2 separate regions of the Homo sapiens genome follow, and region 1 is linked to region 2. A link is an interaction called in ENCODE POLR2A ChIA-PET data of the cell type or tissue named here. Cell type or tissue: PC-9. All regions are shown on one strand.

Region 1 (2,500 bases), 210 kb before region 2:
GGGCAGAACAGTACCTCTCCAGGAACCTAAGAGAGGCGGGAACTCTGCCCACCTAACAGAATTGCTGTAATTTTCTGAAACGGCTGGGGCAGTTTCTCAAGTAGCTGACACTTATGGGCATTTAAAATTTGCTAAGGGCTTATAATACATTCTCACTTCATCCTCACAATAACCACATGAGTAGACACTCATCCCCTCTTCATAGATGAGTAAAGTCTCAGAGAGTTAAAGTAACCTGGCTGAAGTCACACAGCCAGGATGGTGCAGTGCCAGACTCAGACCCTTGGGTCCTAGGCTGTGTGTGCACAGTGCTGGCAGGAACGGGCTCTGGCTCACTGCCTACCCTGTCCTGTCTCACAGGGTACCACCACCTGTGCCTGCACAGTGAGAGCAACATGCCCCTCACCATGCCTGCGCTCTTCATCTTCCTGGAGATGAAGGACTACATACCTGGTGCTTGGGCAGGTAGGAGCCCATGGCATGCCAGGAGCCTCGGGGTGTCTGTTCCCCCTTCCTTCCCATCAAGCCAGCTTCCAGAGTTGGGGTGGGATCCAGATGGGGCATCCTGGAGTGGGTGAGGACAGGGGAGACTTCCAGCCACATCTCCATATACACTATGTTGTAATGTCCTGTGCACCCACCCAGATCTCACTGTGGCCCTCGCCAACCCCATTAAGTTCTTCAGTGCCCATGACACGAAGTCTGTGAAGCTCAAGGAGGCCATGGGAGGTCTGCCTGAGGTCTGTGTTGCCTGCACTGCTGCCAGGGGCTCACCAGAGATTAGCCCTATTTATGGGAGAGGCTGGGGAGAGGGCCGAGTCCCAGGCTCGGGGAGAGAGGGCTGTCAAGCCACCTTCCTGACCTGCTCTCCCTACACAGAAGCCCTTCCCACTGGCGAGTCCAGTTGCCAGCCAGGTCAATGGGGCGTTGGCCCCAACGAGCAATGGGTCACCAGGTATGAGCTTCGGTCCGCACACCTACTGGGGGCACCTCCACCTCTGCACCCACAGGCACTTCCCTTTAAAAAATTTCACCTAGGGAAAGTGCGGGGCAGGGGGCACATACTGCGACTCCCAGGGGGCGGTGTGGAGGAGGCGAACGGAGCCAAGGGGCCCCCCAGAGCACCTGACAGCCCAGCCCGTGGCTCTTGCAGCAGCCAGGGCCGGGGCCAGGGAAGAGGCTATGAAAGAAGCTGCGGGTAAGGCCTGCTGAGCCCGGTGATCTCGGGGATGAGCCTGGGGCGGGTCCGGGGCTCCTTGGGGGTTGGACGGGCAGGACGGCCTGGCCGGTGTTGCGCCTCACCCGGGCCTCCGCAGAGCCGCGGACCGCCAGCCTGGAGGAGCTCCGGGAGCTAAAGGGCGTGGTGAAGCTGCAGCGGCGGCACGAGAAGGAGCTGCGAGAGTTGGAGCGGCGCGGAGCGCGGCGCTGGGAGGAGCTGCTGCAGCGGGGCGCGGCGCAGCTGGCGGAGCTCGGGCCACCGGGCGTGGGGGGCGTCGGGGCCTGCAAGCTCGGTCCCGGCAAGGGCTCTCGCAAGAAGAGGTAAGGCTCGTGGCGGTGCCCTGCCCTCTGCAGCGCGGGTGGCGCAGGATCTCAGGGCCTGTCCCCACGTGGCCTCCCCAGGAGCCTGCCCCGCGAGGAGAGCGCCGGAGCCGCGCCGGGCGAGGGCCCTGAGGGCGTGGACGGGCGCGTGCGGGAGCTGAAAGACAGGCTGGAGCTGGAGCTGCTGCGGCAGGGCGAGGAGCAGTACGAGTGCGTTCTGAAGCGCAAGGAGCAGCACGTGGCCGAGGTGGCCGGGAGGGGCAGGGCGACAACCCCACCAGCCCCACCGACCCCACCCCCCATGGACCCCATTCGCCCCTCTCACCGACCCAACCCCCTCACCGACTCCCCTCCACCGACCCCCGCCCCCCGTACTCCCTCTGAACAACAAAGGGCTTCTCGCCAAGCTTACTTCCTCTCCCTGCAGCAAATCTCCAAAATGATGGAGCTGGCCAGAGAGAAACAGGCGGCAGAGCTGAAGGCCCTGAAGGAGACGTCGGAGAAGTACGACTGCCTCCCTCCCACACCTGCTTCGCCTCCCAGCAAGGGCTCAGCCGCACAAAACAGCTCCTTCATGCCTGTCTCTCTGCAGCGACACCAAAGAGATGAAGAAAAAGCTGGAGACAAAGAGACTGGAGCGGATCCAGGGCATGACCAAAGTCACCACAGACAAGATGGCCCAGGAGAGGTGAGCCCTGGAGGGGAGGCCCAGGGCTGGGCAGACCCCACTTCAGGTGGAAAGGGGCCTCTCTACAAATGGATCCTGACTCACTTCCCAAAGATGCATCTGTCCCCTGGCTCTCCAAAAAGCGGATCCCCCCTGTCACCTTTGATCAGAGTGTCCTCCTCAGACAAAACACGGAGGCCAACACTACATGGGCAGAGCTCTGGAGGCAGCCAAGCCTGCAGGGAGGGAGCTGAGGCCTTGGGATTGTAGCCTGTCCACTGTGGTGGCACTGTT
Region 2 (2,500 bases):
ACTACTAATAGCTTACTGTTGACAAAAGCCGTAGTGATAACATAGTCGATTCACACATATTGTGTGTGTTATATGTATTATATTCTGTGTTCTTACAATAAACTAGAGCAAAGAAGATGTTATTAAGAAAATCATAAGGAAGAAAACATATATTTAGTATTCATTATGTGGAAGTGGATCGTCATCAAAATCTTCATTCTCATCATCTTCACATTGAATAGGCTGAGGAGGAGGAAGAGAGGGGTAGGTCTTGCTGTCTTAGGAGTGGCAGAGGCAGTAGAGATGAAGGAGTTCGTAGAAGGGGAGGCACGGGAGGCAGGAGAGGCAGGCACACCTGGTGTAACTTTTATTGAAAAAAATCTGGGCTGAGCACCATGGCTCATGACTGTAATCCCAGCATTTTGGGAGGCCAAGGCAGGAGGATTCCTCGAGCCCAGGAGTTTGAGACTAGCCTGGGCAACATGGTGAAACCTTGTGTCTACAAAAAATATATAAAAATTAGCTGGGCATGGTGGCACGTGCCTGTAGTCCCAGCTACTCGGGAGGCTGAGGTGGGAAATCACCTGAGCCCAGGGAGGTTGAGGCTGCAGTGAGCCATGATCGTGCCACTGAATTCCAGCCTGGGTGACAGAGTGAGACCCTGTCTCAAAAAACAAAAAAACCAAAAAAAAAAAAAAAAAAAAAAAAACAACAAAAAAAAGCATGCACATAAGTGGACTCACGCAGTTCAAACCCTTGTTCAAGGGTCAACTGTATTATCATTTGAAACTTTTTTTGTTTTTTTTTTGAGACAGGTCTCACTCTGTTGCCCAGGCTGCAATGGCACAATCATAGCTCACGGCAGCTTCGACCTCTTGGGTTCAAGCCGTCTTCCCTCCTCAGGGGAGGACGTCTAGCTTATTGAGCTAAACAGAACCTGGATCCTAAATCACCACGTTTCCATCTAGTGCTGGGAATACAGCTGTGAGCCAACATGGCCAGCCTGAAACATTTTTATTTTGCTAATTTTACGAGTGAAAAGGGACTTTCTTTTTCCTTCTTTCTCCTTCCTTCCTTCTTTCCTTCCTTCCTTCCTTCCTTCCTTCCTTCCTTCCTTCCTTCCTTCCCTCCATCCCTCCCTCCCTCCCTCCCTCCCTCTTTCTCTTTCTTTTTTTTTGACACAAGGTATCACTCTGTCGCCCAGGCTGGAGCATAGTGGCACGATCATGGCTCACTGCAGCCTTGACCTCCTGAGCTCCTGGGCTCAAACAGCCCGCCCCCTTCCGCCACCCCTCCACCGCCAAGTATCTGGGACTACAGGCGTGCACCAACACGCTTGCTAATTTTATTTTATTTTTTTTTTGAGATGGAGTCTTGCTCTTTCTCCCAGGCTGGAGTGCAGCGGCGCGATCTCGGCTCACTGCAAGCTCCGCCTCCCGGGTTCACGCCATTCTCCTGCCTCAGCCTCCCGAGCACAGTAGCTGGGACTACAGGCGCCAGCCACTATGTCTGGCTAATTTTTTTTTTTTTTTTTTTTTTTTTTGTATTTTTAGTAGAGACGGGCTTTCACCGTGTGTTAGCCAGGATGGTCTCTATCTCCTGACCTCGTGATCCGCTCGCCTCGGCCTCCCAAAGTGCTGGGATTACAGGCGTGAGCCACTGTGCCCTGCGCTAATTTTTTATTTTTTATTTTTTATTTTGTAGAGACCAGCTATGTTGCTCAAACTGGTCTAGAACTCCTGGGCTCAAGCGATCCTCCCACCTCTACCTCCCCATTCGCTGGGATTACAGCCATGAGCTACAATGTCCACCCAGAATGAGACATTTCATTGTTTAACTTTCACTTTCTTATTTTCTAAATTAGTAAGAAATATTTAAATACTTAATTGCCATTGTTTCTTCTGCGAGTTGTCTCTTCCTTAGTATTTGGCTGTTTTTAACTTTTGGAATTAGTATTTTATTGTCTACGAGAATTCTTTATAAACTGCTATTTGTCTTACAATTTCACTTCGAGTCACAAATTTTTTTCAATGCAGCCAAATCAAGCCTTCCTTTGTGACTTCTGTTGCATTTATGCTTATATAACTTTTCATATAAAAATGTTCAAGAAGGCTGGACGCAGTGGAATGCACTTGTGGTCCCAGCTACTTGAGAAGCTTAGTCAGGAGGATCACCTGAGCCCAGGAGTTTAAGGCTGTAGCACACCATGATCATGCCTGTGAATAGCCACTGCACTCTGGTCTGGGCAGCATGGCAAGACCCTGTCTTGACTATATATATATATATATATTTTTTTTTTCAAGTCTTTACCTATACATTCTTCTCGTTTCTTTCTTTTTAAATTGCTTCCTTTCAAAAATAATAATTATTTAGCCTAACTAGCACGTGTGAGGTAAGGAGCTACCTTAAGTTCTTCTTCCCCAACAGGTAGCCGGCTCCACGCACTGACCGCAGCTCTGAGGCTGACACTTCCCTGAAGACCCAGAGTGTGGATCGTCAGTCAGGACTTCCATCTTGCTCC

What was found. Peaks named below come from ENCODE experiments on the same cell type or tissue, not always from the same donor. Only the 100,000 strongest peaks of a DNase experiment are listed, where the experiment ranks them.
Region 1: POLR2A ChIA-PET joins it to region 2 with 14 read pairs; 4 of 35 experiments call an interaction of 5 or more read pairs at or near these places.

Annotation. Positions count from the first base shown.
Region 1 is chr15:40,290,304-40,292,803 of GRCh38, reverse strand. PLCB2 (phospholipase C beta 2) reads left to right here. Exons shown (of 32, transcript NM_004573.3): 22 at 361-465; 23 at 646-740; 24 at 880-955; 25 at 1,154-1,198; 26 at 1,317-1,539; 27 at 1,621-1,786; 28 at 1,967-2,043; 29 at 2,132-2,227. Among named protein-coding and RNA genes, the nearest start is that of ANKRD63, 8.5 kb to the right of the region's middle. RefSeq lists enhancers at 407-951, 952-1,497. In PC-9, no CTCF peak of the experiment used is centred here; a DNase peak (open chromatin) is centred at 1,363; H3K4me3 peaks cover 820 bases.
Region 2 is chr15:40,075,927-40,078,426 of GRCh38, reverse strand. It overlaps LOC105370787 (a long non-coding RNA gene), which reads left to right. Exons shown (of 3, transcript NR_188231.1): 3 at 2,407-2,500. Among named protein-coding and RNA genes, the nearest start is that of BMF, 32 kb to the left of the region's middle. RefSeq lists an enhancer at 865-1,365. In PC-9, no CTCF peak of the experiment used is centred here; no DNase peak of the experiment used is centred here.